Linked DNA regions of Homo sapiens: regions 1, 2, 4, 5, 6 and 7 are each linked to region 3. Evidence: chromatin loops called from intact Hi-C (ENCODE). Cell type or tissue: heart right ventricle. All regions are shown on one strand.

Region 1 (4,000 bases), 330 kb after region 3:
CAGTTACAATCCCAGTTTAATCAAAACCTTTACTCAGAGCAGAAAGTACCAGCTCTTTAAATATCTGGAAGCCCAACAGCAGGGGAGGACTGAAACAAACTCAGATCATTATTATAAACCCCTCTATCTGTTCTAAGCCACTCCTGGGAAATATCCAGGCCTTCTGGCAATGGATAACAATTTCAACCTTAGCTCTATTTCACATTGTTCAGGTCTCTGACCCTGCAAAGATATTGTCTGATATAGAGTAGGTGCTCAATCTATACTGAGTGAATGAATGATCATTTTCAAGTACCTGAGTGCTCACCTTCTATGAATCATAGCTTCCCCAAGCCATGGTCCCAAACCATATGCTCAATCAGCCACCTGCCCAACCCAACACTAAGAGACACCCTCTCCATATATGGAGATGTTTTTCCTCACTCAGTGGACAGGAAAGAAATGAAGAGAATGCCATGTGGGTAAATAATCTGCCTCTCCATAATTATTGAATAGATGTCTGAATTTCTTTATAGCTGAAAAATCAACATATTAGGATCGGAATTACATCCTAATGAAATTTAAGAAGAAAAGGAAGAAATTCCACTTTTGAACTGACTGAGAAACCTAATCTGACAATTTAAGGACGAGTATTCCAAGAGCTGGGTTGATAGGAGGACACCCCAGGAAGAGGTGATCTTAAGCTTCACTTCCATCCCATTCTTATAATATGTAATGTTTAGACAAGACCTCCTTATTTACAAATGCTTTACAATAATTTATTAATCTGGTACACCTTATGACCTAGCATTTTAGAGTACTTTAAAAACAAAGATTAATTACTCTAGGGCTTAGCAAAAAGGTGGAGGCGTAATAAATGATTCATTAAACTTTGTGGGGTTGAGGAAGGCTTTATCCATTTCACAGAGAGAATATTTCCTATGTCTGGGCAGCACAGAGGGATCCAGGAAAGGTCACATAAGAATTCAAAAGCAGAACTGAATGAGAACAAATGCATTTTCATTTCTTTACAAAAATATTTTAATGTGAAGTTCCCTTTTACTCTTATAGCTTTTAAACATGATTTCTATTTGAACATACTTGGTAGAATTTTGAATTCTAATGTCAAAATCAAAACCCATTTCTCTCAATTCTACTTCCTCATTCATCTCTCACCTTCAATCTGCAATATGAGCTGGGATCCTGTTTTTAACTTCAAGTGGGGACAGTTCCATCTATCTGAAATGTGTTTATACTTTGTGTTTTAAGTAAATTTTCTAACTATATGGCCAGTGTGTTAAAGGATGATAAAGAAAGGTAGATTTAAGAATCTAGTTTCAGAAAGAGAATGCAAACTTTATTTTCAGATGCCAGAGAGGAAAAAAAGTACAACTATACTTTTTACTTCTATCAGTACATTAGGAAAAAGAAGTTGGCAATGAATTACAACATTTGTTAGAATCCAAAGAGACGTCATAAAGTCCTACTGAAAATAGAAGTGAGAGTAATTAGGAAAGCTGGTTTTGAAATAAACAGAAAGTGATCTTCATAGAGCAATTCAAATTGGTCGATATGTTTTTACAGAGTTATGAAATCATGCAGCATTTAGTTGTATTTCACTTTTATTCATCTCTGGTGAGGCCATATCCTAACCAGGACATTCATTCCAGTAAAAGAAGGATGGAAATACTACAAATTTGTGATATTTAAACCAAATGAGTGAAAAAAGAATTTTTTAAAAATCAACTCTGGTGGATTAAAAGAATTAAGCCAAAATGATTCTAACTTCACATAATGGATCCTAAAAGAACTAGTGATGAATTGCTATCACCAAATCTCACAGTATAGATAAAAACTACACTGGTGCTCATCTTCACCATGCCATTGTGCAATTAAATCATAGTAACTGTCAGCTCTTTAAATGACTTTGTTCCCTATGAATTAGCCATTTTGTGGATTATCTGTAACAACACTTTCATCCCAGACCCATTTTCTTCTCTGCTATGCTACATGTTATGAAGCATCTTCCCTGACATCCGTTGGTATCTTCAAAAGAATAAATTTCTTTAGAAAGTAATCTAAGCCTAATGTTTTCCAAACTTCATTGCAAGCAATACTAGTCCTAGGAGATGTTCTGTAAAAAAGAGGTTCATCATCAAATAGATTTGAGCATAACTGCTTCGGATTCCTCTCTTGATGATTCACAATGCATTTTGGATTTTAAAATTTCTGAAAAGTCTTGCAGTAAAGAAACTCGCTGGAGCTTAGCCTGGGGGCCCGTGCCTGTAGGCGCAGCTATCTGGGAGACTGAACTGGGAGGATTGCTCCAGCCTGGGAGTTCCAGGGCAGCCTGGGCAGGACCCTATCTTAAACAAAGAAAAGAAAAGGAAATGTATTTGACCATAAATAATTTTATTTTTTCTTTTTTTCATCTAACACTAGTTAACATTCCACAGAATTAATGTTCACAGGCATACTTTGGAAGATCTTCTATAAGTAAACAAAGAGGAAGTGAAGCCAGCTGGAAAAAAATTTCATAGCTATACCTAGTTTGAAAGACTTAGTATGAAAAAAATGCAAAATATCTTATTAATAGTTTTTTATTTTGCTAACATATTGAAATGATAATGTTTTTGATATATTGGATTAAATAAAATATTAAAATTTTTTTAAAAGGTTATAGCCACATTTCAAAGCCAAACCTTAGAGTACCAGAATCACCCACACAATGCTAGGGCCTGGGATTTGCACCAACTCATTCTCTGCTTTCCCATGCCTTATCCCAGCACCAGAATGCCTGAATCCCTCTTCATTTCCTCCCTGTGGCCTGCCCTAGTTACCTGCTAAGATCAGCATTGTTTTTTAAGATAAAACTCTTATGAAGTTCTTTGAGCTTAGATGGAAATTAGACTTCTGTCTTTAGTTGAAAGCTAGCAGTATTTGAAAAATACATGCACCTAAACAAGACAATATTAGGAGTGTGTCTAAGAAAAATAGAATAAAAACATAAATACTAATTTTTAAAATGTCAGCTTCGGGGGACGGAGGTGCATAGTGGTTTTTAGACTAAGTAAAGGAATTGGAACTATAACTATTTGCCCATAAAATTACATTCGCTCAAAACACCCACAGGCAATTGTTGAGAATGGCCAAGAAGTGGAGAGGAAAGTAGAAAAGAAAGCCATGAGAGATGGCCTGTTGAATTCTGTAATGTTTCTTTCTGACAACAAAATAACAAGAAAAATAATCTCATGTAAGAAAATGCTAATAAATTATTCTTCCTCATTTCCCCTCCATTGTTTTCACAGCATCCAGGAATTTTCAAACATAGCACTCACAACAAGTGTAATCCCAAGGTTCTCAGTGAAATTATGTTTAATGTCTGTCTCACCCACTAGAGTGTGATGCTTATAAGGGCAAGTGCTGTGACTGCTTGTTTGCTTCTGTGTCCTGCAGACTAGCACAGTGCCAGCACTTAACAGCTGTCAATACAATATCTGTGGAGAAGGAAGGAAAGAAGGGAGGGATGCTGCATGAGATGATCAATATATTCTCATAGAACAACAAGAGGAAAAAGTATATAACTAAGTATTTTCCTATTCTCATCATTTTGAAGCAAGAAAAGTCACAAATTAACACATTTTTCATTATTATGCTGAGCAGGGTGTAAAAAATAGTGCTGTTTCAACAGAACAGAAAAGGACTCAGGTATTCTCATATTTCTTTTCTGAGCCTAGATTTGCGCAGGGCCATTACATGTGATTGTAATTCCTGTAGGTAAGCAGATGGTCAGGCAGCGCACCAAGAATTATAATAATCTATGTGGGATGTTTCTAAGACATGAGTTAATGCTTTCAAACCCATAAAGCTTGGGATTTTATGGAGATGAACCACATTATAGACCCACATGCAAGCATGTACTCATCAAAATGATCTCAACTGAATCAACAGCTCAGCTCATTTGCACCTCCCGACCTTCTGGAACTGACCTGAAAGATGCATCCTCAAACCTATTTCTTCT
Region 2 (4,000 bases), 150 kb after region 3:
GGAATTGTCTCGGCAATCTTATCTAAAATAAATTTATATACATGTATATATTTATATACATATATACACATGTATATATGTGTGTGTGTGCAGGATTTTTAAAAAAACTTTTATTGGGGTGTGATTGACATACAAAAAGCTGTACATATTTAATGTATGCAACTTGATGAGTTTGAGGCTAAATATACATCTGTGAAATCATTACCACAATCTAAACATACCCATCACCTCCAAAACAGTTTCCTCCTACCCTCTATATTTATAATTATTTGTGTATGTGTGTGTGTGCATGTGTGTGTGTGTAGTATGTGATAAAACATAAGATCTACCCACTTAGCAAATTTTTAAGATGTAATACAGTTTTGTTAACTATAGGTATTATGTTATACAGTAGATCTCTAGGACTTACTCATCTTTTATAACTGAAACTTTGCAACTTTTGGCTAATAGCTCCCTATATCCCCCTTTCCCCAGCTCCTGACAACCACCATTCTACTCTCTGCTTCTACAAGTTTAACTATTTTAGATTCCTTATGTAAGTGGCATCAAGTAGTACTTGTCTTCCTGTGTCTAACTTGTTTCACTTAGCATAAAGTCCTCTAGGCTTATGCATGTTGTCACAAATGGCAGGATTTCCTTCTTTCTTAGGGCTAAACAATATTCCACTGTATATATATAACACATTTTCTTTACCCATTCATCCATGATGAATATTTAGGTTACTTAGGTTCATGCTGCAATGAACAGGAGTGCAAATGCTCTTTGAAATCCCAATTTCGATTCCTTTAGATATATACCCGGTAGTGGGATTGCTGGATCACATAGTAGTTCTATTTTTAAATTTTTTGAAGACCCTCCATAATGTCTTGCATATGTAGGCTGGCTTCTAGACTGACTGTATTCCATTGATCTATGTGTCTATCCTTATGTCAGTATCATGCTGGCTTGACTACTGTAACTTTGTAGTAAGTTCTGAAGTAAATGTGAGTCCTCCAATTTTGTCCCTCTTTTTAAGGATTCTTTTGATTATTCTGGGTCCCTTGCTTTTCCATATTACTTTTAAAGTGCATATATCTTGTTCTTCTGAAATTATTTCATTTATGTGTTATTTCTGGTTATATCATCCAAGTTTGTTTATTTTTTTCACTCATGATTGCTTTATCTTCATTTCTTTCTCTTTAAGATTTTTAAAAATCTTTCAGACAATGAATTTGGGTTCCAAAGTGACTAGCTTGTCTTTTAATATTTTAGCTAAAAGCATTTTAAATTTGTGTGGTATATGTGTATATTTTGTGACTGAATCTTCTTACATCCTCTTATTACAATTTCATTTAATAAGTGCTTCACCGAAATTTAATTAACATAACATAAAATTCACCCTGATAAAGTGTAAAATTCAGTGTTTTTAGTAAATTCACTCAGCTGTTGAACCATCTAATTCTAGACTGTCTAACTTCAGAACATTTCATAACCCTCCAAAGAAAATCTTGCCATCTTAGTTTTTGAAAATTTTTTGGCAAGCTTCATTCTTGACAACTTCTTCTTTTTTTTACTTTGGTAAAACCACCACCTTGCCTTGAGCTATTTGCTCATTCAAAACTAAAGTTTATTTAGGCCACTTGATATGATTCACCTTGTCTCTAGAGAAATCTTAAAACTTTTTCAAGGAAGTGGTCAATTATTTACATAAACTTGAAAAGGCTTTGCTTCTCATCACTTCAAACACAAGGCTTTGAGAATTACCCATTTGATTTGCTACTTTGCAAATTCACAAATAACTCTATATTTGAACATTTAAATTGTTTGAAGTGTTTGGGGAAACAATTTACTTCCTGGCTCTATATCCTTTTTAGTTATCTCTTCCTTTTATGTAAGAACTGCATTAATAGATGACTTTCAAGAATATTATGAGAAAAAATAGTGAAAGTAATTTAAGCAAAGTATATTCTGTACTCAATTCTACATCAACAATGAACGAACCTCTTGTCCACAACCATTTAAAAACACTCCATTGAACTCAGATGTAAAAGTTTACTGAGTTATGTCAGTGGAAACTTTGCCAAGAACAAACAAAACAATGAGGCCATAACTGGAGAATGTTCTGTTCTCTATTTTTTTTTTTGAGACAGAGTTTAACTCTTTCATCTGCCGCCCAGGTTGGATGGAGTGCAGTGGTGCAGTCTCGGCTCAATGCAGCCTCCATCTCCTGGGTTCAAGTGATTCTCCTGCCTCAACCTCCCAAGTAGCTGGGACAACAGGCCCACCACCACGCCCGGCTCATTTTTTGTGTTTTTGATACAGATGGGTTTTCACCATGTTGACCAGGCTGGTCTCAAACTCGTGACCTTGGGATCCACCTGCCTGGGGCTCCCAAAGTGCTGGGATTACAGGTGTGAGCCACTGTGTCTGGCCTATCCAACTATTTTTCAAAGTCATCAGAAAAGCCTTGATATCCGTCATTCACTATAATGCAGAAAAACCTCACATTTTGAATTTAGGCATACCTGGGTTAGAATTCCGCTAAAGAGCTGAGTTAGCTTAGATAACATATAACAACGGTAAACCAAAAAGTATCTGAAACAAGTCACAATCCATTTAGAAGTTTTTTTTGCCAAGGTTGAGGATGCACCCAGGAGACAGGTCTGTGCCTTTCTCCAAAGATGATTTTAAGGGCTTCAATAATTTAACCAGGAAAAGCAAGCTGGAGAAGGAATAGAGAGGGTATGGGCATGTGACTGAACTCACATATTGCAAGACAAAAGGATCAGGTAGGGGAATAGTCAATTATGTATTTGTCTTGCCCTCAGTGGATCCACACTTTACACAAGATAAGGTGAACATGTTACCAGTGGAAGGTGTCCAGGAACAAAGAGTTGGACAAAACTCACAAATAAAGCAAGGAAAGAATGAAGCAACAAAAGCAGAGATTTACTGAAAATGAAACTACACTCCACAGTGTGGGAGCGGGTCTGAGCATAGGGGCTCAAGAGCCCCGTTACAGAATATTCTGGGGTTTAAATACCCTTTAGAGGTTTTTATTCGTTACTTGGTATATGCCCTATGGAAACGAAGGGGATGAAGTGAAGTTACAAAGTCATTTACTCAGTGTATGCCCTATGTAAATGGAGAGAATATTTCCTGTCATAGCTGAAGCATTTCCACTTGATTTACGTCTAGGAAGTCATTAGGTTCCCTGCCTCCAGACCCTATTCTCCTGCCTCAAACACAGAGTGAAGATATTTAATATTTTATCGTAGCTATCTGCTTAGGAACAAAAGGAATGGCAGGTGCTTGCATGAGTCAGCTTTCAGCTTAATTTTTCCCCTTGGCGTACTGAATTGGGGTCCCAGGTTTTTATTTTCCTTTCATACAACAGACCTCCACTTTCTGACCCTCAGCTTTCTCATCTGTATGTGTAACCTGACTTCTTCCAGACCTCACCAGCTGGAGATGTAGATGAAGTCAGCTATAGTTTGAATGTTTGTGTCCCTCCAAATTTAATGTTGCAATTTATTCTCCAGTGCAACCATATTAGAAGGTGGGGCATTTAGATGGTGATTAAGTCATGAGGGCTCCACCACAGCAAGAAGGTACAAGCCTCACCAGACACCAAACCTGCTGGCACTTTGAAATTGGACTTCCCGGTCTCTGGAACTGTGAGAAATAAATTTCCATTGATTATAAGTTACCCAGTCTGAGGTTTGTTTTTGTTTTTGTTTGAGACAGCGTCTCGCTCTGTTGCCTAGGCTGGAGTGCAGCGGTGCCATCTCGGCTCATTGCAGCCACCACCTCCCGGGTTCAAGCAATTCTCTTGCCTCAGTCTCCTGAGTAGCTGGGATTACAGGTATGCACCACCAAGCCCAGCTAATTTTTTTTTTTTTTTTTTACTAGAGGCAGAGTTTCACCATGTTGGCTAGGCTGGTCTCAAACTCCTGGCCTCAGGTGTTCCACCTGCCTTGGCCTGCCAGTGTACTGGGATTACAGGCATGAGCCACTGCAC
Region 3 (4,000 bases):
CATCGTCCCATTCCGTGGATGAGAACTTAGTCAATGGCCACCTAGCCACAAAGGAGGCTGAGAAATGTAGTCTCTAGCTGGGGGTGGAATGGGTATGTCCAGGATGAAGGGAAGAACAGATTTTAGGGCAAAGAGCAATTTGCCATGGATGATAAAACTCTGGTAGAATTATTCAGTAAACAAAGGAGTAGAATGAGATGATCCCATTTGAGTTTAAGAGATATTCCTTGAGTGTGAAAAGAAGCTAAAGTGAGACAGAATCACCACTTAAGAATCATTCAAATGTGAAATGTTGAAGGCCTGAACTAAGGTCTCCTTGGAGATAAAATAAAAGAGTTGAAATACGTGCCCTCTAAGACCTTTTTTCTCCTCTTCATATCAGACTTCTAAGTAGCTGCTCACTTCCATGGGTCACCAATTCTGGAAAGGTCTAGGCATGTTTCTAAAATGAGCCTACCCACACACATGGACTCAGTGGATGTTAGTAAAACACCAAATGCTGTCAGGAGCACGGACTGAGCTGTTTCTATCATACAACAGGGTAGAGAGCAACTCATTTCTGCTTATTACAATGCAATACATTATTAAATAGTGAGTCAGGGAGGGAAAAGCCGGAGTTCAGCCACTTACTAACTGTGTAGTTTTGGGGAGGATACTTGGGGCTCCCTCTGCCCTTCAGTTTCTTAGTATATAAACATGGAACTAATACTCTCTGAAAGTATTGTGAGAATTAATGAAATCATCTATGTGACAGGCAGGTGCTCAGCAAGGGACATTGGTGCTTGTCCCTTCCTGTCCAACATGTGCTTGTAAATTTACCTTTGTTCTTAAGAACATCTTCATGCCAATATCAGAGGGAAAGAGATTTTTTTTTTTTTTTAAACCTAGAGATGCTCTTCCTTGTCCTGGCCTTCCACCCTGATTCAGGCTGATTCCCCTCGGGGAGCCTAGTGACTGAAGATCCACAAGCTCCTTGCAGCTGGTAGAGGTAGCACATTAGAAATTCATTTTTTCCTGTCATAATAACAAAGTGCAGGGTGGCAGGCTGGGCACAGTTTCGTATGGGAAAACCCACAGAAGGGGACAGCTGAAGGGAGCTGTGCTTTTCTCCGGTATTTCTTGTCAGGGAGAACCATCCTCAAAAGGACAAAAAAAAAAAAAGTCCCTGTTGAATTTGGATGTCTCATTTCCAGGGGCAAAATAGTTCTGCGCTCACAGCCTCCTAGCCTGCTTTTGCTGAATCATCCAGGCTCTTGGGAGTACAATCACTTTACAGGCTTTCCCTTCAACCGTTATCATCCCTCCTCCTAGAACGTCAGTAGCTCAGGGAACTAGACAGGCTGCGTTCTTGATTTGCCTCTGGAAAAATTTCCCAAGAAATTAAATTCCTGGGTTTGTTTCTTAAGCCCTAGAAGTGGCAGTTTAATTGGGGGAAATTTTAAAAACATAAACTGGGTGGGTTTTTTTCTGAACAAATGAATAGATGAATGTAAGTTGGTGATGTATGGGCACTGGGTGTGAGCGTGCGAGTTGTGTCTGAGGCTTTGTCCAAATGTCTCCAGGTATGGTGAAATGCACTCAGGAAATTAAGCCTAGGCCTTCAAGAGGCAAGACGAAACCCAGCTGTGCACAAACAAACAACTGGCCTCTCAGTGGCTTCTTTGCCAGGAAGCAGTGTTTTGTTTAAAAGACATATGGCACGGTATATCAGAAAATAGATGTAAAGATATGTTAGGACCAGTATCTTAGCTAATGAGTAAAGCAGCACTAAAACATCTTCAAACTCAAAGGCAACTTGAAGAAGAAAAGTATTCCAGGCCCCTTAGGGGAACATTTCAGAGAGCAGAGCCGCCTTCTCCACTGGGCCCCAAGGCATGGTGCCCACGATAATTTTAAGGGCCCACAACAATCTGTTACACCTTATCTAAAAGAGGAAAAAAATGTTGACATATTTAAAATTATGTAATAATATGTTGTTATCGTTATGGTGGAAGGGGCCCACGAAGGCAAAAGTGCCCACAGTCCACCAAAGTAATAATGTGAAGAGAAGCCAAAGTTTAAAAACAGAAAGAATATACAAATGAAGAGAGAGAAAATTAGCAAACTTTAATTATTCAGTAGTCTGTCATCAATAATAAAATCTAATTACTTCTATGGAATACAGTATAGATTTCCCCCAATTGATAGACTATTATTTTCATCACTCCAAATATTGATATAAATCAAATCCGACCCTACTTTTCTTGCTGATGTAAGATGAACTGACACGAAATCACCTACCCGTTCAGGTGCTACCTGCTCTCCCTCAGCCTGACATTTTTTACTTCCCTCCAACGTGGGGATGAACTAATGCCTCTGGGTCAGTTTCTGGCATTTATTGTCAACCGGCAGGGGTTGCTAGAGAACAATCCCGGCCTCTCGTCTGTACCGACAGCCCTCAGAGAAAACCAAAGCTTTGGTTGGTAGTTTGGGCTTCTCAGCACCAAAGTAGGCAAAAAGTCTAATTTGCTGTAGAGAAACGGGGCACTTTGAGCTTAGAGATGGAGAAGCAAACACGTTGTAAGTGACGTTTCTTGTTGAAGAAGGTTCTGAGTCTTTGTGACTTGGATGTGAGATCTTCTGTCGGCCGATAGCCGACAGTGAGGAGCGTGAAGTCTCAGTGAGGGGAAGTCTCAGTGAGCAGCGTGAGGAATTCGGCTGATCCTCACTCTCAAGCGAACCTGCAGCCCTTTCCTTGGTGAGTGCTGGCTCACTCAGGCTGCTCTCACGGCGGCGAGGTTCGTGTTTCCTGTGCGCTTGCTTTTGAGTTGGGCAAGATTTAAATCTGAACTCCAGTCTGGCATAGAAAAGAACTCCCTGATATAACTCCAGTAACAACAAACAAACTGAAACTTCAGACGAGTTGCGAGTTTTCTTGTTGAGGATTTAGTAAAATGCTGCCAGGGCTGCTGCCTGGTAACAATGTTAGTAAACTAGTAAATCGCCCGCCCCGGCAAGGATGGCCACTCTCAGCTAAAGGGCCAGTTTCAGAAATTCAGTCTTGAAGTGGCGTTTGCTGTCTTGCTACTGCCTATTGTGTTAAAGAAAGGGTTTTTTTTTTTTTGGGTGAGTTTTTTTTTTTTTTTTTTGGCCTGATTGTAAGTGTTTTGAATGTAAAAGACACCCAAATTCATTAAATGTGTGAAATGATGGGAAAAAAGTGTGAAATTGTAACAGTCGGTTTGTAGTTGATTAATAGAAATCTCTTCTAACAATCCCCAGAACCTTCCGGGGGTCATTGGAACAGAGCAGCTGTAGAGACAGCAGGAGCGGTTTTGACACTGCCCAGTGAGGGCCATGCAGCGTTCCCAACAAGTGGGCAGAGTCCCATGCACTCTGCTCTCTCCTGGCCTCTCCCAGACGATTGGCTGCAAGGTCAAATGAACATGCAGATTAACCAGCAAGGTGCTGCTCTGCTTTTGGTCTTGAACAGGTTTGTCTTTAAGAGACATTATGGTTTCAAATGGATGAATCGCTTGGAGTTAAAAAGACCACTTTGGCCACGGTTAACTGCTTGCTCCTGGCCAGTCTGATTTCTTAGCTTGACCATCTGTGCCACAAGCAGAATAATTTGCATAATTTGGTGTGTGGCAGCAACTTTGGGGTGTTCTGGAAAGGGCTACTGAATGAGCACAAGACTTGGCAATTGGTTGGCATCTCCAGCTCCCCGTTTGCCACACCTCTTCGGATATAGACAAGCCTTGACAAGGGCAAGTAAAAAATGGCCCTTGAGGGAGCACATTTTTCCATATTTTTTGGCCTCTGCCCACCCCAAACCTGTAGTGTCTTTTCTTTCTGAAACTCTGCTGCAGGCTCCCGTCCTGAAGTTAAAGGATTTTGCCTTCGAAGAGGTACAAAGGAAACATCAAAGTAAATGTCCTCGCAGTGACATAAGGATAGAATAATGGTGACCTAGCAGCTAGAGACTTGGCCAAATGCTGAAAGTAATTCACGCCACTCA
Region 4 (4,000 bases), 140 kb after region 3:
TACTTATTCAACAAAACTTTAAAAAATTATCTATTTCAAGAACAATTAAGATAAGCACTCAACTTATACTGTACTAAAGGATTTATTAAAGACTTTAGTATAAACAATGAAATTCTAAAATACTGCATGAAACAGATGTGTATTTTTAACTGATATGAAGGTAAGACATTTCTAAGATAAAGGCGATGAAAGAGATTACATGACGTAATACAATCAAAACTTCTGTACATTTAAAAAAGCACAAAATAATAAAATGTAAAAGTAAATCTTTAATTGGATAGAAATAATTTTGACAAGAGGTTTCATTCTTAATTTATAATAAAAAGCTCTAAATGGGAAAATGTTAATTGCTATATATATATTTTTTGAGATGGAGTCTAACTCTGTCGCCCAGGCTGGAGTGCAGTGGTGTGATCTTGGCTCACTGCAACCTCCACCTCCCTGGTTCAAGCAATTCCCCTGCCTCAGCCTCCCGAGTAGCTGGGATTACAGGCATCTGCCACCACACCCGGTTGATTTTGTATTTTTGGTAGAGAAGGGGTTTCACCATGTTGGCCAGGATGGTCTGGGACTCCTGACCTCAGGCAATCCGCCCACCTCGGCTTCCCAAAGTGCTGGGATTACAGGCATGAGCCACCATGCCCGGCCGCAATAAATATATTTTTAAATGACCAAACTCACTAATAAAGAAAAATGCAATAAAAACACAATAAGGTATGATTTATAATCTGTATAATTGGCAAAATATGCTTTAATTGTTAATTCTCAACTAAAACAGGCACTTATCTGTTATTTGTAAGACTGTAAATTGATCTTAATTTTAGGAAAGGAAATTGACAATTATCTCAAAAATTTCATAGTTCTTAAGTAATTCTGCTTCTAAAGAAATACCATAATTAGACATAGGTTGACAAAGAAAAAATGAAAAATATAGACTTCGATTTGTTGAAGCAGATAGAAACTAATCTTACTGAGTATAGATTACTATTCTGACTTTAATGAAAGTAAATAATTCGACATTGAAAACTTTCTTATCAGCAGTTTACATTTGAGATTACAACATAAACTCAAATAGTTCAGGTAATTAATGTAAGATGAATCTTTTATTTGAATTATCAACAGTTATCTCAATTTATTTGCCTCACCTTCTATTGCAACCCTGATCATTGCTGATTTAGGGAACTGAGAAATGACTCGCATTATTCCTTTTACTGTTGGGCATTTCCTAGGTTTCACAATCCCTGGATAGGAAAAATTATAGGCTGAGAGAGAGAAAAAGAGAGAGAGAGAGAAAAAAAATGCCCTTGAAATCCAAACATGTTAAGCATATTATTTATAATGGAACATAAGCAAAAGGTAGAATTTTTAAAAACTGACAACCTTGCAACACCAGCAATTTCCTCTCCCTGATACATTTAAAGTTTTAATGAAAAAATAAACCACTTTTTCCAATGTTACGATGTAAACATAACATCATTCTGTATTAAAATTTATTTCATCTCTTTTTTTCAAGGAGGAGAAATAATGTCATTTTTCTTTGCAGAATAATTCTGAATTTTTCATGAGGGACTTAAAAATCTGTCAAGAAGATTATTAAATTAATAATGTAATAAATAATTTCACACTAAAGAAACAATTTAGCTCTAAACATCATACCATTTTGACAACGATCACCATTATCTGGGATTATATTGAACAAATTTCGTTCTTTTCTCCTAAATATGCCAAATCTTACAATGTTATACAATGACTAAAAAATTTTTTTCAATTCTGTATTCCACTACTCTTATAGGGAATAGTCTATACATGTTGATTTGAAAACTGAATTTTTCAACTTAAGCACTGGAAAAATGATACCTGTGAAAATATTAATTCTATTGGAGTTGTTTATATTCTTTTAGGTAGAACAGGATTACGTATTATCTTTTTTAAGAGAGTACTGTACTTTTAACAAAAATAAATAACAGATCAATAAAATTTTCTAATTTTCTCCTGGTTTTAAACCTAGGATATAGAGGCTTAAATGCCCAAAATAGGTTGCTATGTTGCATTGACATCTAGTGGATTATGGCAGCTATTACAAGGGTGAAGACAGCTCGCTTAGAACAATGCTAAAGCTGAAAGACGACTTAAAAGGTCACCTCTTGTCCAATCCAACATTTGGAAACTGAGGCAAAGAGAAAGTAAATTTGTCTGAAATAATTCAAGCATTATAAAGACATGTAAAGTAAATATAGTATTGCTTATGGTAAATAGAAACTCAATTTTAGGAGCAGAAAACAAATAGAAATACAGACTACAACACAAATTCAAATAGTTCAGGTAATTAATGCAAGATGAATCTTTTGTTTGAATTACCAACAGTTACTTCAATTTAATTGCTTCACCTTCTATTGCAACCCTCATCATTGCTGATTTAGGGAACTGAAAAATGACTAGCATTATTCATTTTGGGCATAGAAGATACAGTATTTTCCTCTTTTCTTACATGAAAGTTAGCATTATAGCATGCACAAAACTTATCTTGCTTTTTCCATTTAAGAATATGCATAAGTACACACATACATGTTTATATTTTCAAAATGAGATACTGGAAATTTAAATTAAATGTATTTGAAAGTGATTACGTGCACGGGGAGAGAGAGAATGGGGGAAGGGTTAGTGATGGAAGCAAGACTTTTCTGAATGGTGTGTTACATACGACTTCAGAATCATATAAACCTTTTACATTTGGAATCTTACAAATGTTCTATATTTTCTTTTTTAACTTTTATTTTTAAGCTCAGGGGTACATGTGCAGGTTTGTTATATAGGTAAACTTGTGTTATGGGGTTTTGTTGGACAGATTATTTCATCATCCAGGTATTAAGCCTAGTACCCATTAGTTTCCTGATTCTCTCCCTCCTCCCACCTTCCCCCCTCTGATAGGCCCCAGTGTGTGTTGTTCCCTTCTATGTGCCTGTTTTACACTTTCAAAAAATAAAATTAATCTAAAAAGAAAACAATCAATTCCCAACATAAAAATAAACTGAAATTAACACATTAATGGAATATCATGAAGGTGGTAACATGACCTTACAGAAGAAAGAATTATATCTGGTTACCTTTATGTTAGCTATAAAGTCTTAGTAGGATTAATGACAAAAAGAACTGTAACATTGTTTTAACTTCACTGAGTAATTTTCATTTGGATTTTATATTTTTTAACTAGTTTATACACATTATAGGACAAAGCAAATAGGTAACTATATTAATGTTGGTAGGAATCAAGATTTTCCGTGTAAGAGAAAAGGAAGACAAGAAAAAAAATTAAAGAACTTAAGTAGAAACCTTATATTGTTAATCTGAATTAAAAATATTACTATGTCCAACCCCACTAGAAACAAGAAAGAAATTACTATAAACTCTGAAAACACTTTTTTATTTAAAAAAACATGTATTTCTTAGCTCTGTTGACTGAAATGTTTAGAAGCACTGACAGCCCAATAGCAATGAGCACCCATATCACCTAGATTATGTCTCTAAACTCACTTCTCATTGAAAAGAATTAGGGCTCCCCAGAGAAATAGCTGATTTTAAGTCTAGGGCAAAGCTGATTTTAAGCCTGGGACAGCTTGCAATTGGGCCACTGGAGATTTCAGCACCCCAGCATTTTTTAGTATCTGAAATAATGAGAATTCTGATTAGGCCCTTGCTTGCTTGCAAATGTTAACCACTTGCTTTTTGCCCAAAATTCCTTGTTCCCACAATGTAATTATAAACTATAGATGTACCGTTCCTGTGCCAAGCAGCAGGAGATAACTCCAGTGTCACAAAAAAAGTTTGCAGAAAGAATGAATGCCTAGAGGGATGTCGTGACCAGCTGCTGATGCCAAGAAGTCTGGTTGCTCAAGGTGTTATCTCAGACTGAAGAAACAGACTTTTTTCCCCTAGATTTCCTGTAACTCCCCATCCTTTACTCTCCAGCCAAATAAAAACTCCCCGCCTCTTCTTTTTGTTA
Region 5 (4,000 bases), 82 kb after region 3:
AGGTTGCAGTGAGCCAAGACAGCCTGAGTGACTGAGGGAGATGCCATCTCAAAAAAAAAAAAAAAAATCAGTGGTTGCCAGGGGTTCGCGGAGGATGAGGGATGAACAACTTTAGCACAGGGGATTTTTAGGGGAGTGAAACTATTTTTTCTGTATGATCCTGTAATGGTGATACATGTCATCATACATTTGTCAAAATTCATAGAATGTACAGTACAAAGAGTGAGCCCTAATGTAAACCATGGACTTAATAAAATGCAACGTGAAAAATTTCTTAAACAAATCTATGTTTCAAAAAATGATCTGGGAACCTGACAGTACAGATGAAGAAACTGTGAAGAATTTCCATCTGTGTTAAAAAAATTTGGGTTCATAAGGAAATATCCATCTTGGGTCAGATTATTAATTTTGATGAGGTATTTCAAAGGAAGAAGCAGCAGCCTAGAGTGTAAGGCCACAGAAGATCAGCTGACGGTGACACAGTGTGGCCAGTGGACATTTAACTCCACTGGTTTTCTTGTTACAATTGTTATTGTGCTTGCTAACGCTCTGACTACAAATTCTACAGGTTTTGAGAAAGTGCCCCACACCTGTTTTTCCCATGAGCCCTGTTTTTTTTTTTCACATGTGTCTTGTAATTTTATAGTGCATGAGGCTCTTCAGGAACACATATATTGCATTTGAGCAGAAATCGTTGTATTTCTTTGCTACAGTTTCAATGCTAGACTCTTTCCTTCTTGTCCACTGACTAAATTTCTCTACTGTCTAATCTTCTGGATAGCTTAATGTTCTGAAAATATTAAATTGATGTATTTTTACCTTCTTTCTCATCAATCTCTAGCAGGAATTCTGTCATTACAGCCCCAGGAAAATGGAAGAAGAGGAAAATGAAAAAAGACAAAAGGGATATGATGCTGGGCAAAATCCCACCAAAATCAGACGTAGGAAGGAATCCAGCCCTTTTGCCCAGTAGAATTATGGGGGAAAAGGAGAAGCAAATGGCGAGACACTTGAATTCCAAGCTCTCCTCTTGAAGTGGAAGCCGTAGAGAAAGGAGGCATGTTAGGTTGAAGAAAGATGGTGAGGTTCCCAGAGACTAGCCACTTCAGGAAGCTCTTCTTACCCTTCGGGATAAAGGGAGCAGAGAAGGAAAAAGCAGAGTCCATGGAATCATGGGGACACACAGCAATGCCAGAGACTTCTTGCCAAAGCAAGGAGCGAGCAGGGAAGAAAAGCTCCCACCTCTCACCTTCCAAACCTCAGGCTCCTGCTGGTGTCTCCCATTAACCAAAACCACAGACACCAACCAGCAAGAAAGCCAGGGACCTAGAGTCAGTAGGGGTAAATAGAGCCTTTCAGGACACGGAGAAGGGCAGGCAAAGGCACAGATGGGTGTAGCCAGGGGCAGCAAGGGGAGAATAACCAGGCACCTCCTTCCATTCCAGCATGAGGGCCTGGAAGCCCCTCTTTCTTGCACATGCACATGCCATGCTGGGGAGCGGCAATGGGAGTTCCGAAATACTGAACATTTATCTAGAGACTGAGTCACTTAAAGCAACTGCTGAAATTATTGAAACAGACTGTTTTCTAATCTAGACTAAAATATACTATATTTTTCTCTCTATCCATCAGTCCATTGTAATGAAAATTTAATCAATTACTTAAAGCAATAAAAGAAACTACATTTTTATTGTACAACTTACTGAAGTGTGAGGAAATGGGTGGATCCTTCCCACTTTGTATCCTCTCTACCGTTCTCTACTTCCAAGGTAACTGAGGTGACTTAACAATGAAACAAGTCAGAAATGTCCTGATAGAGACCAAAGGAAGACAATATTTCAGACTCCTCTGGTGAGTATATAAATCTTGAGCAATAATTGGGTACTAAATTATTTGACATCTAAAATGGCAATAAAAGACATTGTGTTAAATCCTTATTTATTTAAAATAAAACAGATTTATTGAAAGAAATGAACTATTTCTGAAACTCAAAAAATATATAATAGTTTATCACAAGGGTGCTTCTGTAAAGTATATTGAGTGACATGCAGAAAAATAGATCAGATTTTCTGAGATAGCGAAATGGTGTTTAAGTGTGACCTAAAGTCTGTGTGACTTCACATTTCCTAGCTTTCTGCTTCTATCTCCTCCAAAATGTTGTACACTACAGCTTCACCTTGTGCCACACACCACTCATCCGTTTTTTTATTGCTTCTGGACGAACGATTATTTTTAGCAATGACCTGCAAGCCTTTTCGAGAATGCTTAGATCAACTTGCCAGAATGTCTTGCTTCATGCACAGACCCAGATTCTAGTCTCACCAGGCTTCTCTCTGAATATTTTGAACATTCAAATGCAACTTTAGATTTGTGTCCAACTCTTTCTTTCCTAAATCTAACTCTCCTGACAAGAATTCTCCCACAAAGGTGGTGTCAAATATTTTCCAATCTATCATCATAATCTTGAACTAAACTCTTTCATCAAATCTACTTGACAGCTGTCATTTTTTCTATATATATCCATATAACATTTATTTTTATCTGTCAATTCCCTATGTCATTAAAAATCAAAATATATGAGGATAGAGGTTGTGTCTAATTTTCATCGTATATTTCTAAGACAGCAAAAGTTAACCATTCAGGAGATGACCAAAAACTTTATTAAAATGGGGAAGAATGTAACACTAACAAATCTATTTAGAGGAGAATGTGTATTTTCTTATCACATTAAAATCTTTTTTTAATTCAAAGAAAATATCTGAATTTCAGCGAGTGATCTGATTAAGGCATGATTTTGTACCTATGTCTCTTTCTTTCATTTTAAAGTTTTTTTTCCCCAAGTCTCAATTAAGTATTAAATATTGTGATGTTAACACGTACTCTTTCCCTAACACACACTCTCTCTCTCTCTCTCTGTCTCTCTCAATCTCTCTCTCTCTCTCTCCCTCACAACAACAGCTTTTCTTGAGAAGTCACCTTAAACCAGTGGGCTTGGGAACCTGACTTAAATGAGCTTTTAGTGAGAAGTGGCATTTTTGGAAACTTTAGGCTTAATCTTTTTTGACTTGACAAAAGAACTTCTAAGGGTGGCTCCTGGTACTGTTTCCTGGCCACTTGCTTCTTTTCCTGTGTAGTTGCATGTTAAACATGATGACTTGCTGTATAGAAGCCATGTGTTGTCATAATGTAACATCATTAAACAAAGTGTTTAGAGCAGTTTTAGCTGAGCCAGAACATGAACAACAAAACCCGCCAATTACAGTGTCATTTTGTGTAGTTGTTAAGGTTTCAAATGTCTCCAACTTTTTCTGGTAGGCCATATTGAGCATGTCACAGTGAACATCTGAGATAACGATTTGCTAGGCAATGTGCAATTCTCGCTCCTTTTTTTAATATCAGAGAAGAAAGAGTTCTTTATAATAATTTGGCTCAAATGTCTACACACATTGCTCCAGCGTCTGTAGCAGCATGTGTTTCTAGGATTGTTCTGGAAGAGAAAATGCAGAAACAGCAGGGAGCAGAAGATAAACAGGCAATCCGTGACTCATTAAAACAAGCATTGGTCGCCAACATTGTGGAGTGTGTGAAGACCCCAGATCCAACTCGCCTATAAACTTTTTTTTACCAGCTGGACTTAGCATCTGCCAGAGTTTGGAAAGAGAGATAATCTGGTACAAATGATTTCAGTGTGTCGCATTTATTAACCTGCCACCTTACATAACTCTGCTGATTGGGAACTCAGGGAAATGTTTGAGCAATGACACAGCTTATTGTTGGAATGTTACAACTTTACTAATAAAGATGCAAGTTACTGTTTAAAAAAAAATACAAAGACCACAGAGCAATTGGAAAATAAAAATGAAGCAAAGCTAAAAAGCATCATGGTCTTGAGAAATGTACGTGCCAGAAAAATAATTGAAATTCAGTTTGAATTTTGATCATTTTCAGTGCTTTACATCAATTAGGCAGGAAAAGTATTTTATTTTTAAATAGTTGTCAC
Region 6 (4,000 bases), 100 kb after region 3:
AAACATATTTATAGGCTTTAAATCACAAAAGGTACTAAAAGGTACCAGTCAGTAATGTTGATCTAAAATAAAAGTGTAAAATGTTCTCACGAAATTTTCTTCTGTCAGGAAAATCTGAATTCCTTGACTTCAATTATTTGAATTTTGGGGATTTGGAACAAACAACATCCAAAATCGATCGTGCATCGAACAAAAAGATGTAGGAAAGATAAAGACACAAGTTTAAAATCATTTTAAACATGTGTACTGCTTTAAATGTCTATATTTTGCTCAAACTGGTACCTTCCCTGTAAAACTGACACCGAATCCAAACAAGATGACACAATAATATTCTTCAAAGAATGAAGAGTAGATTCAATATATAGTTTACCTGTGTGTCAAAAAACAAAACTAGCTTGATCATTGAAAACCAACTACTTGCGGAGGAAAAAAATAAAGGCAATTCATTTTCTTATTTCACTGAGTCTTTCTAACATAAAAAAGCATGAAGACTGAGTGTTCAGTAGAGTCTACAATGTTGACCCCAAAGTTCAGGATTGCATTGTTAGGTTTGACTCTGTCTGATGGCAGAAGGGCTTCTGTCTCCCAGCATCTAATAAGGAAAATCAAGTTGTGTTTTCCATGTGGTGACTCCTATCAGCAGAATTTTAAATATACTTTTAATAAAAGCACATGACATGTGAAACTTTATGGTTGGTATGCGTAGATGGAAAACCATTAAAAATGTTTTTAATATGGGAAATTTATGACCACAAAATCAGTATATATCAAAGACTTTGGCCAAGGCATACCAATAAAGCATTCACCTACTGGGTAATGTTAAAACAGGGCAAGATAAAAGTAAAGCTGGTTCATTTCTTCCCATCACAACAAAAAGATTGATAAAGAACATACTTGATATCAAACAGAGCTTCCTGCTGGCTTCAGTTACCTGGGAGTTCGGAGCCTGTGGTTTGAATAATGTTCCGCCTACAATAGGAAAGACAGCAGAAGTGTGGAGAGACTGATGGGGCTTCCTGCAGGCTGAGCTTTTAGAGTTCAAACTCATTCTTTATTCTCGAGTAGAAACGATAACAAATGTGTAAATAAATAGTCACGGATCTTCTGATGTTCCTCTTTTGGTGCTGGGAATTGCATAATGGTTCACCCAGTGGAGATGAGCTGCATTCCTCAAACTGTACTCCAGAGTTATGTAAGTTATCAAAAGAATTGGCAAAGAAGAATTTTTCACAAATTCACCTGAAAATAAATCTCTGTATATGAGATTCCTGAAGAAACAGGGTTTAGACAGTTGGTGCACTGACTAAAGAAAATTTGATCATGAAAAACATAAAATCTGTAATATTAATAGACTTCCTACACAGCATAAGCTATCATTTTAATGACTGTAAGTTTTGTCTCTTTAATTTTGGAAAATATGTTGCCAAAGTAATAAAATCTTAATATAACAATCTAAATTTTAATATGAAATATAACTATACCTGATAGAGGTCATAATTTTTTTTTCCTAAAAGGAATGCCTAAATCACTATCAAAGAGATCTCCTCTTGATCCTCGTGAACTTAGCCATTATTTATCTCATTTTCAAACATATCAGTAAAAACACCTAAGACAATACATTTTGTAATTTCATACATCATTTTCTAATCATTTCTAACCATTGAAATAACAATTATATTTGGCATTCAAGTTTTTGAAATCCACCTTTGTTTCTGTTATTAGCAGATATGCTTTGAGTAATGCACAGAGGGCAATACTCTAACTTCTGACAAATGAGCCTTTAAGTTAAAGGAAGGTGGAGACAAAGAAAATTCTGATATAATTCAAACTGGCTGAGCTATAGAAGCAGTGCCGAGTGACCACGAGAGGGCAGCATCCTCAAATAGTTGTGAGGGGGAGGGGCGGGGGCGGCAGGGATGCAATTTATGGTGGTTAGCTGAACCTGTGTAGAACTTCAAAGTCTTGTACTGTTTTCTAATTCTTCCAGTCGAAACCCAGAAAAGTGAGAACAAGCATTTTTTTTCTCCAACTTAAAAAACAAGTGGAAGAAATTCTAAAGCAGAAATAACAACACTTTACAGCACTTAACCATGTGTCTGGCACTGTTCTAAGGGCTTTACAAATATTTACTCCCTTAGTTCTCCTAAGAACCCTGTGACGTGCACACCATTATTACTCCCAATCTTACAGAAAAGGAAACCGAGGCACGGGGAGTTTATCACTTGCTCCAGTCACATAGCTGCCAATCGGTGGAGTTGGGATGCAGACCACAGCAGCTGGATCTAGTCCAAGCATAAGACTTCTCCAGTGGAACTGAGAATTCCCAGTGGGCCCTCTGTTCTAGTGAGTCATTAAGCCTCTCTGATGAACTCGAAGTCAGATAGTAACTTTCTCCTCTCACTCAATTTTCTTAGAAGATACAATGTGATATTTTTGTCTTATTTTCCATAATAATAACCCATCTGCACTTAAAAAGAAATCCACCGTGTTTCCTTAAAATGCACACTATTACAGGCATATGTGATATATGAAGACTCGTCAAAGAGAATAATGCCCATTTTAGGCTTTGAGTCTTAAGACAGTGGAAACCTAAATGTACACAAAAATAAATAAAGACTCAAGCCTTGGTCAGCACCGGGCTTATAAATTGGTTAAACCAACAGCCTACATATGGGGAAAAATGAAGAATATCTACAAAATAATATATTATTATATGCTCATCATGATATTGAAAAAATTGACTCAAGAACTACTTGAAGGGGATCCCAAGCTAGAAAAAGACAAATCAAATTAATTAATCAATCAGGAGTATCAAATCAAAACAAGTTTTAAAAATAGACTTATAGGAAAGAGGTAGTAAATTCATGTTGAACAAATCTGAACTGTCAAGTAAACCATTCATTCATTCATTCATTCATTCATCTGGAAATTATGGAGAGTTAGGGACAGAAGCAATGACCTCTTCACAAAGTAGAGGCTGAAAGAGGAGTAGGATTTTGCTAGAAGAGGCAAAGAAGGAGAGTGCTTTCTAGGAAAGGGATCAACAAAAACCAAGTTCAGAGATGAGGAAGAGCAGAACGTGTCTGAAGAATGGCAAAAAGCCATAATTAGCTAAAATCTGTGATCTCTGGAGAAAGGTGGGGGAAATGAGCCAGCAAATATAGGGGGTGGAAGGGAGGAAAAATATTTCTTTCCTTCTACTTATCCTAGGTTCATGGCTGAGGCCCTATAACAAAATGAAGATTAACAAAAGAGGCTGGGCACAGTGGCTCACACCTGTGATCCCAACATTTTGGGAGACCAAAGTGGGAGGATTGCTTCATCTGAGGAGTTTGAGACCAGCCTGGGCAACATAGGAAGACACTGTATCTACAAAAATCCAGGAGGATTGCTTGATCCTGGGAGGTAAAGGCTGCAGTAAGCCATGATTGCACCACTGCACCCCAGCCTAGGTGACAGAGCAAGACATTGTCTCAAAAAAAAAAAAAAGTAATGAAAGAAAAGCATAGAAATGTGTTTAATATAAATTGTACATGATACCAGAGCCTTCATAAGGAAATGAAGACCTGAAGAAACAGTTCAACCTGAATGTTTTTTGTTTTGTTTTGTTTTGTTTTGAGACAGAGTCTCACCCTCTTGCCCAGGCTGGAGTGCAGTGGTGGGATCCTGGCTCACTGCAAGCTCCGCCTCCCAGGCTCACACCATTCTCCTGCCTCAGACTCCCGAGTAGCTGGAACTACAGGCGACCGCCACCATGCCCGGCTAATTTTTCATATTTTTAGTAGAGACAGGGTTTCATCGTGTTAGCCAAGATGGTCTCGATCTCCTGACCTCGTGATCCACCCGCCTCGGCCTCCCAAAGTGCTGGGATTACAGGCGTGAGCCACTGCACCCGGACCTGAATGTTTTTTATAGTAGATTTGATGAAGAGTGGACAGTCATGAAGAAATATGACAGGGCAAAAAGAGTATCATCTAATGGTAATAAACTGGAAGAAGTT
Region 7 (4,000 bases), 320 kb after region 3:
GATCAACCTAGAATATAGATGATACAAATGTCTTCCCATGTTACAGGGTGGCAAGCCGATTTTCATCAGACATTTATGAGGAGATCATTTTCTCTGACCACTTCATTCCCAAGGCCAGGGCTGATGGGAGGTAGGGTAGGTGGTGAGGGAGACAGTGAGGAAATGGAAGTTCTATCACCAAGAAAATTTCCTGGTGAGTGTGATATCAGGCAGTGAGAGAGTTTGAGAAGCAAAGAGCAGTGGTTTGCTTTTATTTTTTGGTTTTTGTTTTGTGGTGGTGGTGTGGGGTTTGTTTTTAGTGACAGGCTTTAAATCACAAAGAAACATTTCAAAAGTAAATGACATTTAACTTGAATAACTGGACAAATGATTCTTCTAACATCATCTGAAGAGAAGCTATTTACCTTCTGATGCATTGGTGAGGGGCCATATGGTGTTGTTATGCCATTTATGCATAGGAATTCCTGTTTTCATACTGAAGTATGTACACACACACATATATACAGTGTTAGTTCTACTGCTCTCTCATCAGTGGATTTCAGAGATATTTCCATTTAGTCTCATTGAAGGTCTGGTGTGGGAGGATATGAGAGAGGAAGTCACTGGGCCCATGGGAAACTGAGTTTGGGTGCAACCTCTGAAGCCAGAAGAAGGGGAAGCCACCAGTAACCTAGTTATCTCATCCAGGCAACCAGTGATGATTTACATGCACAGCTGTCCTCAGACAGCCCTGCTGCATGGCTGACAATTACAGGATGGTTGAAACCCTGCTCTCTGTGTCTAGTAAATATTATTTCTATTGTCATGTCAAAACACTAGGCCTTTTTTCAATTATTCAGCTTTTCTTTTACAATCATCGATTGTACTGTGGAAAAAACCTCAGGAGAAAACTCTATTATATACCAGCCAGAATCCTTTAACGAGTAATTTTGCACATTTACCATAAACTTAAACTTGAATCTTACACTCTTCAGTGTTTTGGGTTGCAAACAACAGTAGATTTTCTGGCTAACCTGAATTTGTTAGAAGGATATAAATAAGCTCCCAGCGTTGTTGGGAAAACTCAGCATACTTAGGCAGAAACGAAGGTAGGCAAAGCCCCGCCAACATCCTGCAGGGACCTGCTGATCCCGGGTGCTTGCTATTACGCCACTAGCCTACACCTGACATCACAAATAATATGCAAGTGGCTGAGCCTTTGAGATGCCCAGCCACGCTTTGGTCACATGACCATGCTCCAGCAGCCAGGGGTCAAAGAGTCGAAGAAAGATCGTCCCCCTTTGACTTCCATTGCGGCGAGGGACAAGCCCTGTCCCTCACCCATCTTCAGATTCTCCCCAAACAGGAAGGATACTGGGCATCCAGAAGCACAAAATGTTTAGGGCTTGGTGGTCGGTGCTTTAACTACATTTCCTCACTTAATTATGACAACAGCCGCGTCACTCCTGTCTTAAAGATGAGAAATCAAGGCTCGAAAAAGACAAGCAATTGCCCATCATGGTGAGATCTAAGATATTGAAGCCCCATTGCACACATCACAGAAATCTTACATTATGATTAATCTCACTCAAATGTTAGGTGTCTTTGAGTGTATTTCCTTAGAAAAGTTGTGATCTGAATGTGGTAACACTCTTGACCAAAACACAGGTTTCATTAAAAAACAAAACAAAACCATTTCTTCAAACACAGCCGTGTCATAATAAGAGTCTTTAAGAATAAGTTAGTGCCTGTCTATTCCATATTACAAGCTGAAAGCATAATTTCTTTAAGCTTAGCTGTCAATTTATCTGAAAATATGGAAGGAATAACATATTCTTAGTTTACAACAAGGAATTTATGGCTTAAAGATGCTTAGAGGGGACTGTTTTTTTGCTTCTGCGTAGAACCACAGCACGCTACTGACCTCCTGTGGCCATATTTCAAGGTACTGTCTTCTATTTAAAAGGAGCTTCTTCAAAGAGAACAGCAATTGCAGGAGAGGTCCCCCGGGTGTTTGATCCTGATGTGTCATCATTGAGAAACTAGTTGTTGTTCTACTCAAATGTGGAATTACTGAGCCAGTAAGTCCAACTGTGCTCTGCCCAAAAGCTACAGTCTTGTTCCTAATAATTTGCCCAAGTCTTTGCCCACAACATAACTTCTATATTTTTAAAAAATATTCACTGAGCACCTATTGGGTTTGGGGCATCTGACAAACACTTTACCTTGTCTCATTTAATCAATGCAACAACTATATTATTGCCATTTTATAGAGAAATTGAAGTTCAAGGAAGATCAGTAATTTTTCCCAAAATCAGAGGCACAAAATGGGATTTTGATCAAAGGATTCAATCCCCTTCCCCATCTTCAAGGTCTGTAATATGGTTTGGATACATGTCTCCACCCAAATCCCATGTCAAATTGTAATCCCCAGTGTTGGAAGTGGGGCCTGGTGACAGATGATTGGACAATTGGAGCGATTTCTTGTCAGTAGTTTCGCAGCATCCCCTTGGTGCTGTTCTCATGATAGTGAGTGAGTTCTCATGAGATCTGGTCATTTAAAAGTGTGCAGCACCTCCCCACTTCCTCTCTCTTGCTGCTGCTCCAGCCATGTAAGACTCCTGCTCTCCCTTTGCCTTTTACCACAATTGGAAGCTTCCTGAGGCCTCCCCAGAAGCAAAAGCCACCATGCTTTCTGCACAGCCTTGCAGAACCATGAGCCAATTAAACCTCTTTTCTTTATAAATTGCCCAGTTTCAGATAGTTCTTGATAGTAGTGCAAGCACAGACTAAAACAGTCTTCTAACATCACCCATGAAGGCTTCCGTGACTGCTTGGCACACAGAGATATCACCTCCTCAGGACTTTAGTACTTGGCTCATACTCCTTTATATTATTATTTTTATACGTGTAGTAAAAACCTTGGTCAAAGGTCAGATGGGAGGGGTGTTAGTGTGTAAATCTAGAACAAAAAATTCTCCCAGGGTCAAAATCTGCACATGTAGTTGTGAAAAATAATGATGGCTCACATTTACCAGCTGCTAGCTGTGAGCCAGAGATGTCTCGATGTGCTTAACATGTTCTAAATGACTGAGCATGTGGCTTCAAGGCTTAGCTGGTTACAGCGGTTGTCTAGGAAATGACTGAATCTTTTTTACACCAACTCTGCAATGTGGATGTTACTAATATCCCTGGTTTATAGATGAGAAGACTGAGATGTTAAATCTGTTGTTTTCAAAGGTTGAATTGTGTCTCCACAAAATTCATATGTTAAAGTTCTAACTCCCAGTACCCCAAATGCGGCCTTATTCAAAAATATGATGGTTGCAGATGTAATTAGTTAAGATGGGGTCTTATTGGAGTAGAGTGGGCCCTTAATCCAATATGACTGGTGTCCTTCAAAAAGAATGCTATGTGAAAACACAGACACACACACACAGTGATTATACCATGTAATGGCCAGACACGGTAGCTCATGCCTGTAATCCCAGCACTTTGGGAAGCCGAGCCAGGCAGATCACTTGAGGTCAGGAGTTTGAGACCAGCCCCACTAACATGGTGAAATGCTGTCTCTACTAAAAATACAAAAATTATCCGGGCATGGTGGTGGGTGCCTATAATCCCAGCTACTCGGGAGGCTGAGGCAGGAGAATCGCTTGTACCCGGGAGGCAGAAGTTGCAGTGAGCCGAGATTGCACTACTGCACTCCAGCCTGGGCGACAGAGAGAGACCCTGTCATACACACAAAAAAGACTGGAATTATGCTGCTGCAAGCCAAAGAATGCCAAAGATTGCTGGCAAACCACGAGAAGCTTGGAGTAAGGCCTGGAACAGAGTCTCCTTGGTGGCCCTCAGAAGGAATCAACCCTATTAACATCATGGTCTGACTTGCAGCCCGCAGATCTGTGAGACGACATATTTCTGCTGTTCTAAGCCACCCAACTTGTGGTGCTTTGTTACAGCAGCCCCAGGAAGGTACAGTGCTTGGCTAAGATCTCAGAGCCACCAGGTGGGGAAGCAC

The links. Peaks named below come from ENCODE experiments on the same cell type or tissue, not always from the same donor. Only the 100,000 strongest peaks of a DNase experiment are listed, where the experiment ranks them.
Region 1: a loop joins it to region 3, with 2.4 times the contacts of the local background. A loop is called at or near these places in 41 of 110 quality-filtered maps.
Region 2: a loop joins it to region 3, with 2.6 times the contacts of the local background. A loop is called at or near these places in 57 of 110 quality-filtered maps.
Region 4: it touches region 3 in a loop (17-fold over the local background); 57 of 110 quality-filtered maps call a loop at or near these places.
Region 5: it touches region 3 in a loop (2.1-fold over the local background); 25 of 110 quality-filtered maps call a loop at or near these places.
Region 6: it touches region 3 in a loop (2.4-fold over the local background); 10 of 110 quality-filtered maps call a loop at or near these places.
Region 7: a loop joins it to region 3, with 2.7 times the contacts of the local background. A loop is called at or near these places in 39 of 110 quality-filtered maps.

The regions. Positions count from the first base shown.
Region 1 is chr6:137,082,589-137,086,588 of GRCh38, reverse strand. No RefSeq gene overlaps it. Among named protein-coding and RNA genes, the nearest start is that of IL20RA, 40 kb to the right of the region's middle. In heart right ventricle, no CTCF peak of the experiment used is centred here; no DNase peak of the experiment used is centred here.
Region 2 is chr6:137,259,610-137,263,609 of GRCh38, reverse strand. No RefSeq gene overlaps it. Among named protein-coding and RNA genes, the nearest start is that of IFNGR1, 42 kb to the right of the region's middle. In heart right ventricle, no CTCF peak of the experiment used is centred here; a DNase peak (open chromatin) is centred at 2,272; H3K27ac peaks cover 2,273 bases.
Region 3 is chr6:137,414,179-137,418,178 of GRCh38, reverse strand. It overlaps LOC102723633 (a long non-coding RNA gene), which reads right to left and starts at 3,078. Exons shown (of 5, transcript XR_943053.1): 1 at 2,281-3,078. In heart right ventricle, a CTCF peak has its summit at 2,383 (motif pointing right); DNase peaks (open chromatin) are centred at 2,398, 2,880 and 2,940; H3K4me3 peaks cover 860 bases; H3K27ac peaks cover 688 bases; H3K27me3 peaks cover 272 bases.
Region 4 is chr6:137,269,839-137,273,838 of GRCh38, reverse strand. No RefSeq gene overlaps it. Among named protein-coding and RNA genes, the nearest start is that of IFNGR1, 52 kb to the right of the region's middle. In heart right ventricle, a CTCF peak has its summit at 2,061 (motif pointing left); no DNase peak of the experiment used is centred here.
Region 5 is chr6:137,332,526-137,336,525 of GRCh38, reverse strand. No RefSeq gene overlaps it. Among named protein-coding and RNA genes, the nearest start is that of IFNGR1, 120 kb to the right of the region's middle. In heart right ventricle, no CTCF peak of the experiment used is centred here; no DNase peak of the experiment used is centred here; H3K27ac peaks cover 335 bases; H3K27me3 peaks cover 293 bases.
Region 6 is chr6:137,312,347-137,316,346 of GRCh38, reverse strand. It overlaps LOC105378017 (a long non-coding RNA gene), which reads left to right and starts at 2,232. Exons shown (of 3, transcript XR_943043.1): 1 at 2,232-2,343. RefSeq lists an enhancer at 657-1,257. In heart right ventricle, a CTCF peak has its summit at 1,842 (motif pointing right); DNase peaks (open chromatin) are centred at 1,886 and 2,207; H3K4me3 peaks cover 561 bases.
Region 7 is chr6:137,092,448-137,096,447 of GRCh38, reverse strand. No RefSeq gene overlaps it. Among named protein-coding and RNA genes, the nearest start is that of IL20RA, 49 kb to the right of the region's middle. RefSeq lists enhancers at 262-401, 1,809-2,058, 2,079-2,128. In heart right ventricle, a CTCF peak has its summit at 1,902 (motif pointing left); a DNase peak (open chromatin) is centred at 1,927.